2 separate regions of the Homo sapiens genome follow, and region 2 is linked to region 1. A link is an interaction called in ENCODE POLR2A ChIA-PET data of the cell type or tissue named here. Cell type or tissue: K562. All regions are shown on one strand. Each heading gives the region's core, and the rest is flanking DNA. Links, peaks and the distances in the headings are about the cores only.

What was found. ChIA-PET counts read pairs that join two places held together with the same protein. Peaks named below come from ENCODE experiments on the same cell type or tissue, not always from the same donor. Only the 100,000 strongest peaks of a DNase experiment are listed, where the experiment ranks them.
Region 2: POLR2A ChIA-PET joins it to region 1 with 10 read pairs; 4 of 35 experiments call an interaction of 5 or more read pairs at or near these places.

Annotation. Positions count from the first base shown.
Region 1 is chr7:106,949,444-106,956,684 of GRCh38, forward strand. No RefSeq gene overlaps it. Among named protein-coding and RNA genes, the nearest start is that of PIK3CG, 88 kb to the left of the region's middle. In K562, for the core only: a CTCF peak has its summit at 1,448; DNase peaks (open chromatin) are centred at 2,829, 3,128 and 3,498.
Region 2 is chr7:107,004,310-107,011,550 of GRCh38, forward strand. No RefSeq gene overlaps it. Among named protein-coding and RNA genes, the nearest start is that of PRKAR2B, 37 kb to the right of the region's middle. RefSeq lists cis regulatory regions at 2,699-3,465, 5,750-6,218, 5,951-6,074. In K562, for the core only: a CTCF peak has its summit at 3,135; DNase peaks (open chromatin) are centred at 2,512, 3,222 and 3,802; H3K4me3 peaks cover 3,719 bases.

The DNA of each region.
Region 1 (7,241 bases), core at 751-5,750:
TTGTTGCAAACAAAAGAAACTAGTTCTGGAAAATTGGTTATAAGAAAAAAAATACACAAACACACACATACGTATCAGAAAGATACTGGGTAGCTCCCCGAAACTGAAGAAAAACTGACTAGACCTCTCCCTGAGCGACTTCATCCTCAGGGAGGATGGAGGAACCAATGGCTTACAGAGGTAAGAAACCTTCTAAGGTTTACCATTAGCTGATTTAGCTCCAATCATCTTATGTGCTTATGTACCTCCTAGCTAATCTCGTCTTAACCACTCACATACCACCTTGACAATCCAGTCTACACACAGTAGCCAATAAGCTTTCTTTTTTTTTTTTGGAGACTGAGTCTCGCTCTGTCCCCCAGGCTGGAGTGCAGTGGTGTGATCTCGGCTCACTGCAAGCTCCACCTCCTGGGTTCACGCCATTCTCCTGCCTCAGCCTCCCAAGTAGCTGGGACTACAGGCACCCGCCACCACACCTGGCTAATTTTTTGTATTTTTAGTGGAGACAGAGTTTCACCATGTTAGCCAGGATGGTCTCGATCTCCTGACCTCATGATCTGCCCGCCTGGGCCTCCCAAAGTGTTGGGATTACAAGCGTGAGCCACCGTGCCTAGCCAGCTTTCCTTCTAAAGTAGAAATCTAACGATGTCTCTCTCTTGCTTAAAATCCTTCAATGGCTAATCAGAGCTTTCAGAATAAAAATCTCCAGCATTCATGAGTTGGCGTCTTTCAGCCCCATCCCTAACCATTCATCTATCCTCCCTCCACCTTACACCCTATACTTGGGTCCTACTTACTACATTTAGCTCCCTGCATATGCAGAAATCCCTCTTGTTCTGGTGCCTGTATCAATAACAGCGGTCCTGGCAGAAACAGAACTCACCTAAGGTGGTTCAAATGAAGACCCTTGAATGAAAGAACCACTTTCAGAGGTGTGGGAAGAGTTAAGTGAATCAACAAAGGAAGATGGTGTGCCCATAGATTAGCAATGGTAGGAAACCATCACCATGTCAGGAATGAAGAGACAAGGGGAGGAAATAATATCAGAGCCCAGGGAGAGCTGGAGCCATGGGGAGAAAGAGGGTGTCAAGCATTTGAAAGTGTAATTGTTGGGAGATGCAGCTGCTGCCAGAGGATTAGAATGTCCACACATAAACCCAAGGATTCCCATACTATCTCGTATAATCCTCCGTCGTATAATTTTTTGCACATTTTCTGGTTTCCACATAAGCCTGCAAGCTTCCAGAGAACAAAGACTCCTTGCCTTAGCGTACCCGAAGCATACATAATACAGTGTCTGGCATGGAGAGAGTGCTCAACAAATATTTGCTGAATTAATGGACAAATAATTGATCCAATTGTTTTCACATTTTTTCAAAGTGAAATCTGAAATGAATAGGTTTACAGGCAGTCTAACGACAGTGAAGTGAACATTTCAGGCAGGGTTTAGAGAAGCGTTTATTGAGGTAAGAATGTTATCACTGTGTTAGATTCCTTCTGTCTCCAAGATTAGTCTCCCAAAAGAAAGTGTTATTAAATTAAAATGGAAATAACAGTTTCCTGAGTCTGACTTTTCATGGAAACAATGAGTAAGGACCCTATATTAACACAATGCAGAAGGTGAGATATAGCATCTGTCTTCCCTGCCGCAAGAAATGAAGAATCTGTGAATATCAATGAAATTACCAAAATAGGATAATTGGAGCAAAAAGAGGAAAAGTCAGCTTAACTGAGAGTAAACAGACCTCTCTTGGCCCTATAAGTGGTACGTGGAAGTGACAGTGAGATGTTCCGTAAGAAACAGAAGTAAGATGGCTCTCTGAGAGTAAATATAAATCAGCACTTAATAGACGAGATTGGAGGTATAGAAAGTTACTAGCTCTTAGAACTGGAACATTTGACTGTAATATGCTTAACTTATCTTAAAAAATGTGCAACCTTGGAGCTTGGATAGGATGTGTCAGCAACCAATATCTGATCACCTCTGGAACACAGACAGGGCTGAACTGAGCTTGTGAGACTTCAGGTCTTGAGGACCGGCCAGCCCTTGGGCCAGAGTTAATTCACTAAGATGTATAATGTGTTAGAAGTCAAGCTGGTATCTCCTAAGCACCCCCAATATCAACTTAGACTCTGTATTTGAACTTGTATACTCTACTCCAAAACAGTAAGTTTTCTTATGCAAAATTCAGAATCATAATTGAAGGCCAATATTGAAGTTAGATGACCCTTGATGAGCCAGCCAACCCCTATGATCCCCCGTTTCCACCTCTGTAAAATGGGGATGATAATTCCCACACTGCCAGCCTCACATCGTTGTCGTCGTTGTTGTTGTGACAATCAAATGCATGAGAACACACTCTGCAAATGTGCAACCATCCCATGATCGGGCCCCTGCCTGTCACTTTAACCCAGAAGAGAACTGCACATTAAAATATTGGTCCCTAATTTTTTGTTTATTTTCTTTTTAACAAGAACAAAAAGTTAGTATGATTTTTAGTTGGAATAATTAAATGCGGAAGGGCTCAGAGCAGCAGGAAAATGTCAGGCTGACTTTGCAGGGGAAGTCTCAAGTCAGTTCAGGAAAGAAACGTGGAAAATAACTGAGACAGGGAAAGGAAGAGTAAAACAAATGTGCAGCTTAAAGAAGAAGAGCCAAAAAGCCAAAAAAACTTTGGCTTCTCTTCCAAAGGCAAGAGTCTATCCCAAAAGTAAATGCCCCTTCCAAGAGCAAGAGCGAGAGGTTCTTAAAGGATAGCATCTTCTGTGGCAGTGTGGGTGGTGAGAGGGAACCGTCTATTTGAAGTCCAAGGGAAGACAAATCACTTGCATGGAGTGTGGGTAAAAATGAAACAGACAGTGAGAGGAAAAAGGCTAACAGGCTGAACTTGGGCTAAAGTAAATTCCGTCAAATATGATTAAATATACACAATGCATAGAGCAAAAGCAGGAGCTCAAGTTCACACATTAGCCAAAAACCTGGTCTCTGGCCAGTGGAGCCAAGACACAAACATGCTCACATTGTGAGCTTGCTCAGAGACCTGGAGGAAGGGATGTCAGATCGGAGGGCCCGGCGACCTGATCTGCCCACCTGCAGAATTGGTAGGACCAAATTCAAGGCACTGGAGAGAGAAACAAAAATGAAAAGTGAGCAAATACCAAACAACTTAAAGTCAGCATGTGTCCAACTCACAGCACTACCACCTACAAGTCCAGACTCTTAGATGATTCATTTCACCTTTGCAAACCCCAGGTTTCTTCCCTATAAAATGGAATTGTTCATGTTGGCTCAACTTCCCTTCCAGATTTCTTGTGAGAATCCAAACAGTTAAAAGGTAAAGTATTTCTTAAAGTGGGAAAGAGGCACACGAATAATTGGGAATTTATCTAGGTATTTTCACAAAGCCCATATCCCCTCCTCCTGGAGCAGTTTTGTGAGGTTTGATAAGAGCTTGTCTGGAGACCTCAGCTCTGGTCACATGAGCAACACACCACTTTCTTCCTGCTGAGCTTGAGCCATGGCCCAGCTGTGGCCGTGGTGACAGTGACCAGAATGATGACCAGGGCTGTGCTTTTCTCTCCTTTCTTCCCTTTTCTCAGAGCCCTGCCCAGCAACAGCAAAATACAAATCCTCTAGACTCCTGCACTCTCCACCCACTTCCTCCTGCTCAGATTCCTCATCTCCCTGCTTCCCCATAAATGGCATTTCTCGTGAAAAACGGGCCTGCTGCAGGATCTGCTGCACACTCCACCCGCCTCTACCTTTGAGTACAAGGAGAAGATGCCCCTCCTTCCTCCTGCCAGTATGGGAGAAATGTGCTGGCCTCAGCAAGGATGGTAAGGATGGGAGTAGGGGGAGTGGGGATTTTTCTGTGATGGTATAGACAAGCACATCAGGTCCTTAGAGAACTTTTGGGGACTCTCAGGGAGCTCCCTTAGGGGAGCAAAAGCAGCTAGGTTGTTGTGTCCTGTCTGCATTCTCTCTCTACCCACTCAAGTTGCAGCCCCTTGGCATCCCCATTTCACCTAGCCCCATCCTGGGAAGGCTCTCCCTTGTCCCTGGCCTCCCATGGGCTCCAGTGCACTGACCTGTCCTTGCATTGGCCTCAGCTTTCTCTCAGAAAGAGAGTTTCCAGGCTGGGTGCGGTGGCTCACACCTGTAATCCCAGCACTTTGGGAGGACAAGGCAGGCAGATCACTTGAGATCAGAAGTTCGAGACCAACCTGGCCAACATGGTGAAACCCTGTCTCTACTCAAAAAAAAAAGACGGCCAGACGCAGTGGCTCACGCCTATAATCCCAGTACTTTGGGAGGCCAAGGTGGGTGAATCACCTGAGGTGGGGAGTTCAAGACCAGCCTGACCAACATGGAGAAACCCTGTCTCTATTAAAAATACAAAAAATTAGCCAGGCGTGGTGGCGCATGCCTGTAATCCCAGCTACCCAGGAGGCTGAGGCAGGAGTATCACTTGAATCCGAGAGGTGGGGGTTGCGGTGAGCTGAGATCACACCATTGCACTCCAGCCTGGACAACAAGAGCGAAACTCCGTCTCAAAAAAAAAAAAAAAAAAAAAAAAAACAAGACAAAAATTAGCCGGGCATAGTGGCGGGTGCCTGTAATCCCAGCTACTCAGGAGGAAGAGGCAGGAAAATTGCTTGAACCTGGGAGGCAGAGGTTGCAGTGAGCAGAGATCACACCACTGCACTCCAGCCAGGGTGACAAACCGAGACTGTCTAAAAAAAAAGTAAGAGAGTTTCAAGCCCTCACAGGAGCTCAGGATTCCAATGAATTCAGCCATGCAGGGCTCACTTTGTTTTCTATCCTTTTATCCCTTTTGTTGGAAAAAAACGTTTCACTCTGTCCTCACCATCCAGTTTGGCAGCATCATATTTTGTAAATATGTTTACAAAGAGATTTACTAATCTACAGGTTTGCTCCTGACCCTTTGTTGTTTGAGACCCCAAACTCCTGGGACAGAGATGGGTTCCAATCTACCGGGGAGATGTCTAAGCACTCAAAAGAAAAGAGGGACTTGAGGCCACTCCATAATAATATAATGAATATTTCTGTTGAACTTCACAATTTACAATGCCCTTTCATGAATACATTGTTTTATTGGAACCTCATAACAATCATTTAGGAAAGTTGTTGAGATTAGAAATATGGAACTCACAGTCCAGGCGCGGTGGCTCATACCTGTAATTCCAGCATTTTAGGAGGCCAAGACAGGTGGATCACTTGAGGTCAGGAGTTCGAGACCAGCTTAGCCAACAAGTGAAACCCTGTCTCTACTAAAAATACAAAAATTAGCCAGGCGTGGTGGCACGCGCCTGTAGTCCCATTTACTTGGGAGGCTGAGAATTGCTTGAACCTAAGAGGTGGAGATTGCAGTGAGCCGAGATCTCACCACTGAACTCCAGTTTGGGTGACAGAGTGAGATTCTGTCTCCAAAAAAAGAAGAAGAAATATGGACCTCACAAATAATCAAATACTAGAGCTGATAGGAGATAGTCCTGAAGCCTTAGCCCACTTTCTATGACTAGTTACCCTGCCCACATTGCCTTGCTGTGGTTTCTGCTGGCTTCCCTCTCATGCCTTCCAACCTAGACAAGTATTAGTACAGACTACTGCTCTGGAGGAACAGACTCAGCCTGCTCTAGAAGTGGCTGCCCATGGCCACAAAGCCAAACAGGCGGTACTGGCAGTGATCAGATCAGTGTAAAGGCAGGGGAATGCCTCTGATGAACTCCTGCTAGATCAGGGATTCCCTCAACTCTGAAAGCAGGCTACTATGGTCCAAAATTCAGATGTGGAGACCCAACCCCCAAGGTAATGGTATTAGGAGTTAGGGCCTTTGGCAAGTGATTAGGTCATGGGATTAATGCCCTCACCAAAAAAAAAAAAAAAAGGTTGAAGAGAGCTCCCTTGCCCCTTCTGTCATATGAGGACACAGCAAGAAAGTGCCATCTTGGAAGCAGAATACAAGCCCTCACCAGACACCGAATCTGCTGGCACCTTGATTTTGGACTTCCTAGCCTCCAGAACTGTAAACAATAAATTTCTGCTGTTTATAGATTGCCCAGTCTAAGATTTTTTGCAACAGCAGCATGAATGGACTAAGACACAGGCTTTCTCCAAGATGTGCAGAAGACTGCATCTTGCTGGCTCTTGTACGACAGCCTACAGAAAGTTTCCTTGGAGATGAGTGAGAGGTGACTCCAACTCAGTGCTCCTTAACCTTGTACACATTAGAATCACCTGGACAACTTTCTTTAACTTTTATTTTAAGCTCAGGGGTACACATGCAGGTTTGTTACATAGGTAAACTTGTGTCATGGGGGTTTATTGTATAGATTATTTCATCACCCAGATATTAAGCCTAGTACTCATTAGTTATTTTTCCTGATCCTCTCCCTCTTCCCATCTTCCACCCTCCAATATGTCCCATTGTGGGTTGTTCCCCTCTTTGTGTCCATGTGTTTTCATCATTTAGCTTCCACTTATAAGTGAGAATATACAATATTTGGTTTTCTGTTCCTATATTAGTTCGTTAAGGCTAATGGCCTGCAACTCCATCCAAATCCCTGCAAAGTACATGATCTCATTCTTTTTTATGGCTGCATAGTATTCCATGGTGTATATGCACCACATTTTCTTTATCCAGTCTATTATTGATGGGCTAAATTTAGGTTGATTCCATGTCTTTGCTATTGTGAATAATGCTGCAATGAACATATGTGTTCATGTGTCTTTATAATAGAAAACCTTATATTCTTTTGGGTATATACCCAGTAATGGGATTGCTGGGTTGAATGGTATTTCTGTTTTTAGGTGTTTGAGGAATCACCACACTGTCTTCCACAATGGTTGAACTAATTTACCCTCCCACTAACAGTGTATAAGTGCTCCTTTTTCTCTACAACCTCACCAGCATCTGTTATTTTTCATCTTTTTATTAATAGTCATTCTGACTGGTGTGAGATGGTATCTCATTGTGGTTTTGATTTGCATTTCTTCAATGATCAGTGATTCTCCAATGATCATTTCTCCAATGATCTCATTGTGGTTTTGATTTGCATTTCTCCAATGATCAGATTATTTTATGATTATCATAAAATAATCTTTTATATGATTGTTGGCCACATGTATGTCTTCTTTTGAAAGTATCTGTTCATGTCCCTTGCCCACTTTTGCAATCACAACTCACTGCAACCTCAACCTCCCAGGCCCAAGTGATCCC
Region 2 (7,241 bases), core at 694-5,693, 55 kb after region 1:
GCACGCGCCTGTAGTCCCAGCTACTTGGGAGGCTGAGGGAAGAGAATGGCTTGAACCCAGGAGGTGGAGGTTGCAGCGAGCCAAGATCACGCCACTGCACTCCAGCCTGGGTAACAGAACGAGACTCTGTCTAAAAAACAAACACACACACACACAAACAAAAAAACAGCATTGTTGGTGAGATGCGATGTGACAGTAGAAAGAACACGGATTTTGATATTAGACAGATCCAAACTCATACTTTGGGTCCACTTTTTTTCCAGCAATATCACCTTGTGCAAGTCATTTTCTCTGTTTAACCCTCTATTTCTGCATCTGTTAAAAAAAAAAGTGTATTTGAACCTTTTCAATTCTAAGTTACTAAAAATGTGCCAGTATTTCAAAAAGCCAAAATTCACCTCCAAAAAAGCTTATGTAACGTATTTCAACACCCATAACCAATGCCAAGACATATTGGCAATGTCAACACACAGAGCAATACCTTTACTGATGCTCACTACTATTTATCAGGAAACAGATTAGTGCTTCTATGCATTTGTTTTTATTTGAAGTTTTCCTATGAAACTTGTGATACACTAATATCACCCGCATTATACAGGTGAAGCAGGTGAGACAAAAAGGTTAATAAATGCCTTCCTGAAAGTTCATTATTCAATCAACAGCAACATTGGCAGAGAATTGTCTCCTACTCTCCTCCCCCATTTGAAACAGAACATTTCTGTCTCAAAATGAAGGACTAGTGTACATTTGAGGCCTAACTGAATAGCTGAATAAATAGTAGCTACCATTATTATTGTTACTGTCAATATAATTTCCTTCCCCTTAGAGTTGATTATTTCCTTCTTTCCGTTCCAAAAACATTTTATTCAAATGTCTGTAATGGCATTTATTGTAAACCATATTCCCTCAAAAACAATGTGACTTCTAATTTTTCAACCTGAAGCATCCACAGTGTCAGTTACGGGGTAGGATTATAACATTAGAAAGAACAGGTGTCCTTGATTGTTAGGTTTGTCAGGGAAATAGAGAAACGGTGTGCAGAGATTTTGATACAACGACTCCATGCAATCTGCACACTCCTTTTGGGGGGCTCCCTCTGATGTTAGTTGACAAGCTTCACAAGGATGCAAAGTAAGACAAATTAGTCCATGATATACAATTAGGGGGGACATTACTATGAAGAAAGTCTTGCATTTTCCGAATAAATAATGGAAGGAGGGCAGTTTCATATTTAATGTTGCATTGGTATTCCTTACTGTAATTTATGTAATACAATTTTTCTATTTGCTTTCCTTTTTCTTTGAGATAGAGTCTTGCTCTGTCCCCTAGGTTGGAGTAGAGTGGCGCTATCTCGGGTCACTGCAACCTCTGCCTCCCGGGTTCAAGCGATTATCATGCCTCAGCCTCCCAAGTAGCTGGGACTACAGGCATGCACCACCACACCTGGCTAATTTTTGCATTTTTAGTAGAGACGGGGTTTCGCCATGTTGACCAGGCTGGTCTCGAACTCCTGACCTCAAGTGATCCACCCACCTCCGCCTCACAAAGTGCTGGGATTACAGGCATAAGCCACCGCACCCAGCCCATTTGCTTTCTTTATAGCAATCATCCTGAGGAAAGGCAGAGACCCTCTTTGGCAAGGACCTCTCTCCCAGGTATGATGCCTCCACCCTGTCCAAAGGTAGGCTTCAGCTTGGGAACTGTTGTATAATTGCTGTAAAGTTACATTGGCCCCAAATCTTTTTTTTTTTTTTTTTTTTTTTTTTGAGACGGAGTCTCGCTCTGTCGCCCAGGCTGGAGTGCAGTGGCACTATCTCAGCTCACTGCAAGCTCCACCTCCCGGGTTCACGCCATTCTCCTGCCTCAGCCTCCCGAGTAGCTGGGACTACAGGCGCCTGCCACCACGCCCAGCTAATTTTTTGTATTTTTAGTGGAGATGGGGTTTCACCATCTTGGCCAGGCTGGTCTTGAACTCCTGACCTCGAGGTCCACCCACCTCGACCTCCCAAAGTGCTGGGATTACAGGTGTTAGCCACTGCACCCGCCCCCAGCTGTGATTTCTGAAGTGGCTGTAAGAGAGATGTCTACCGTGTTAGCAGGAACCCTTCAGGTCTACCATGTTATGAGGGAGAGGGACGGCCGGGCGCGGTGGCTCACGCCTGTAATCCCAGCACTTTGGGAGGCTGAGGTGGGTGGATCACGAGGTCAGGAGATCGAGACCATCCTGGCTAACGCGGTGAAACCCCATCTCTACTAAAAATATTTTTTAAAAAAATTAGCCGGGCATGGTGGCTGGTGCCTGCAGTCCCAGCTACTCGGGAGGCTGAGGCAGGAGAATGGCGTGAACCTGGGAGGCGGAGCTTGCAGTGAGCCAAGCCTGGGCGACAGAGTGAGACTCCGCCTCAAAAAATAAATAAATAAAAATAAAAAATAAAAAGGAGAGGGACAATTATGTAGAATGGGCGACGTTTGGCTTGCTGCCCAAATACCTCCCCACTGGGCTAGCTGATGCTTGCAATTCTGTATGCAGTGTTTCATTCCTTAGTTCCCTAATGAAAATACCCCTGAGAAAGAAAACACATGGAACCTTTTTCGTTATTTGCTTTTTCTGCTTCTTTGGAGAAACGAGTTGATTAAATTATTTCTTGACAACAGTTTAAAAAAGAGAATAAGGACTATTGAGTAAGGAGAAAACATAAGAGGGAAAAATCACTAGCTAGCTTCTCTTGAGCCATGTGTTGTAGCTAGGTCCCTCAGCCCTGAAAATGTCCTCACCGTGAACAGAAAAGCATTCTATAATGAGTCCTTCAAAGGAATTAGTGTGTTAGCTAGATGTGGAGATAAAAGGTCATTTTCTGCAAGTCCCCCATAACTGAAGGTTAGTAAATGCCTTCCTGAAAGTTCATTATTCAGTCAACTGTCTTTTCCTAAAAATTCTGACAATGACTCACATCGTAGAGGCTTTGGACAGATATCCCTATGAGATGTCTTAAATTCTTAGTGTGGTCATTCTACCTGAGGTAAGAGTGGAAGCTGTTTTTGCCAGAAACGCTGGAGATACGAGACCAGTTCATCTTCCATAACATTGTTCTTAAAAAAGTTTTCTGATAAATCCTTCAGAGCTGCTATTTTTCTCTCCTGCTGGTAGAGCCAGGGCTTTAAGGCCCAGAATCTCAGGCTGGCCTGCTTCCCCTTGTCTTTATCAGTGTGACTGCAGCAGCAGTTACAACAGTGGCAGCTTCGATAGCCTTCCCTATCTCGGTCCCTCTTCCCCTACTTCTAAACTTGGATGTGATCACAGCTTTTACTTTCAGAGACAACTATGGGAACATGACAGCTCAGGGTGTTATTTTACTGTAATGCAAAACTCATTCAGTGATACTTCCAGCAGTAAGGAAAAACAGTATTGCAATAGTTCCATCATAGTTGAAATTTCCATGCAGCTATGTGAGAAAGGCCACAAAAATGAAGGTGATACTTGCTTTTAAAAAAAAATACCTGGCTACTTATACATTGTTGGGAGTCAAAAAAATAAAAATAAAAAGGGAATTCAGTTTGTGTTTGAATCATGGTCCATATGAGATGTTCTGGGTTATAATCTTTAGCTAAAATATTTTTCTCATTTTGCTCAATATCTGTATGTAAACTAAGTTGACATGGTTCACAGAACATCTGGAACCTTTTATCTAGTTCTCAGCCATAATCTAGAACTGGCCTCCATTTTCCATGGGAACCAAGGAATGCTATGAATACTATGCAGCCTGACAGCTTTATACTGTCACGGGAAGCATGGCAGCTCAGGAAGCCCATGCAACTCCAGCCCACATTTCTCAGGGCTCCTTTCAAGTTCCCCTGCCTTGACTCCTATTGAGCTCTCTCCTTGAGTCACCCATCTTATTCTACCTTGGCTCTCTAGAAACACACACTTTCACGTATGACCCAGCTATCTCTAGATACTCTAAAAACTTTTTTTTTTTTTAATTTTAGACAGAGTTTCCCTTTTGTCACCCAGGCTGGAGTGCAATAGTGCAATCTCGGCTCACTGCAAGCTCCGCTTCCCCGGTTCAAGTGATTCTCCTGCCTCAGCCTCCCAAGTAGCTGGGATTACAGGTGTGCACCACTAGGCCCGGTTAATTTTTTTGTATTTTTAGTAGCGACGGGGTTTCACCATGTTGGCCAGGCTGGTCTCGAACTCCTGACCTCAGGTAATGCGCCTGGCTTGGCCTCCCAAAGTGCTGGTATTACAGGCGTAAGCCACAGTGCCCGGCCACTCTAAGAGCTTTATAGACATTTTCTTTCTTTTTTTTTTTTTTTTTTTTTTTTCTGAGATGGAGTTTTGCTTTCTTACCCAGGCTGGAGTGCAGAGGTGGGATCTCAGCTCACTGCAACCTCTGCCTCCTGAGTTCAAGTGATTCTTCTGCCTCAGCCTCCCTAGTAGCTGGGACCACAGGTGTGTGCCACCATGCCTGGCTAATTTTTGTATTTTTAGTAGAGATTGGGTTTCACCATGTTGGTCAGGCTGGTCTCGAACTCCTGACCTCAGGTGATCCACCCACCTCGGCCTCCCAAAGTGCTGGGATTACAAGCATGAGCCACTGCGCCTGGTCCTTTATAGACATTTTCTTATTCAATCTACAGCACCTCTAATAGACCCGTGGGAAACACAGTTTTATTATTACCACAAAGAAAACTAGGTGCACATAGTCTGAAATATTTGCACACAGCAAGCTGATAAAGCCGCTGAGAAGGAATCAAAGCCTAATCCATTAAAATATAATTACCTTTTTTTTGAGGACTCAAGATTTTTTTTGGTGTGCTGTGGTGAAAGTATGGGTAAATGCGGCTGGTCGCGGTGGCTCATCCCGGTAGTCTCAACACTTTGGGAGGCCGAGGAGGGTGGATCATGAGGTCAGGAGATCGAGACCATCCTGGCTAACATGGTGAAACCCCGGCTCTACTAAAAATACAAAAAATTAGCCGAGCGTGGTGGCGGGCGTCTGTAGTCCCAGCTACTCCGGAGGCTTAGGCAGGAGAATGGCGTGAACCCAGGAGGCGGAGCTTGCAGTGAGCCAAGACTGCGCCAAGACTGCGCCACTGCACTCCAGCCTGGGCGACAGAGCGAGACTCCATCTCAAAAAAAAAAAAAAAAAAAAAAAAAAAAAAAAAAAAAAAATCCTGGATAAATGCTACCAAGTGAATGGAAAAAAGGACTTTAACCTTTCTAAGAAAATTCAGCAGGCATTAGATTGTCACAATTAGAATTGGTTGTCTTTTCCAAATTTAGGTGACCTTTTTTAAGTGGAGCAACTGAAATCTAATTAAACACAAAGAAGTTGAGGTTTCACTCAAGAACCAATTTCTAAGTTCAGAGATCATTTCAATGCCAAGCTCCTGATTACTATAAACTGAAAAAATAATTAACAGAGGATTTTTAAAATGTTGGATGTGCATGCTAAAGTGTTTGATATATTCTCATCAAGTGTATCTTCGGTGATTTTATTAGCTACTTTTAGATATCAAAGAAGTATAAAAACTTGAAAAATAAAGTCATTGATAATGAATGCTGCAATCAATTTTTCCTGGCAGAACAAGTCATCAGATTATACAGGGAGATAAAAATGTTCAGTACCAGATTGTACTTTTCATTTATGACAAAAGAAGGGGTGCGGATCAACAACTGGCTTTATAGCCAATGTCAACACCAAGAACTCCACAGAGAGGATTAGCATAAGAAGATCTGTGAAGGATCCAGCATGTTCTTTTTCCCTAGACCGATAGAAGCAAATGAAAAACAAAACAAAACAAAAAACCTCCAGGCCTGGTGCGTCCCTGTTTGCCGCAATACCTCACAATAAGGAGGGTTTAGGCATAAAAATAAAAACAATTCTTTAACTTACATGAAGCATAAAGTGTTTTCAAAGCACTTTCATATCCATTTTCATTTTGTCCTCATCCATTCCTATTGACCATTATCTCCCTTTTCCAAATGCAAACACAACTCAGTCTCTCTGAAATTCAGACTGCAACTACTCTTCAACACCACGGGATGCATGTTGAGATAAAATCCGGATCTGGGGCAGATGGAAGAAAAATACCGTTGGCCCTAAAAAGACAAGAGTCACCAGCATGACGCTTTTTTTTTTTTTTTTTTTGAGACAGAGTCTCACTTTGTCGCCCAGGCTGGAGTGCAGTGGCATGATATTGGCTCACTGCAACCTCCACCTCCCAGGTTGAAGCGATTCTCCTGCCTCAACCTCCCAAGTAGCTGGGATTACAGGCATGCGCCATGATGCCCAGTTAATTTTTGTATTTTTAGTAGTGACAAAGTTGCACCATGTTGGTCAGGCTGGCCTCAAGTAATCCGCCCACCTCGGCCTCCCAAAGTGCTGGGATTACAGGCGTGAGCACCACACCGAGTCCACCATGAGGCTTTTATAAGGATGGACAGGCTACTGACTTCTGGGTGGGGATTAAAGACAGGATTCTGTGCCATCCTGCCCCCAAATCCCTCCTCTACAGACTGAGTCACTGTATCTGATTAAGCAGAATGTGCATTGTTGTGAAATAGGTCCCATGAAGGATGCAAACATTCCAGTTTTACACCTCAACTCCAAGTGCACACAATCAAAACCACTGTAGAGAATGTTATATGACAATCATCATATCTTATAGTGGATCAGTTGCGGTACACAGACTTCATTATGAGGTCTACCATGAGAAACTTTATATTCTGACTTAAAAATGTCCCATAGTGGGCCGGGCGTGGTGGCTCACGCCTGTAATCTCAGCTCTTTGGGAGGCCGAGGCGGGCGGATCACAAGGTCAGGAGATCGAGACCATCCTGGCTAACACGGTGAAACCCCGTCTCTACTAAAAATACAAAAAATTAGCCGGGCGTGGTGGCAGGCACCTGTAGTCCCAGCTACTCGGGAGGCTGAGGCAGGAGAATGGCTTGAACCTGGGAGGCAGAGATTGCAGTGAGCCGAGATCGTGCCACTGCACTCCAGCCTGGGCAACAGAGCGAGACTCCATCTCAAACAAACAAACAAACAAACAAAAAGTCCCTTAGTGATTAGTTCCTCCCTGACCTCATTAAGTTAAAACGAGACACATTCAACATTTTCCAAGAAATGAAGCATGAGTCCATTTTACACAGCAAACAATGCCAAGATAACTAGGCAGCGGGTTTCAGAGAAATATGCCTCCATTTTGAAATTGAGCCAGAATTCATACCTTATGCT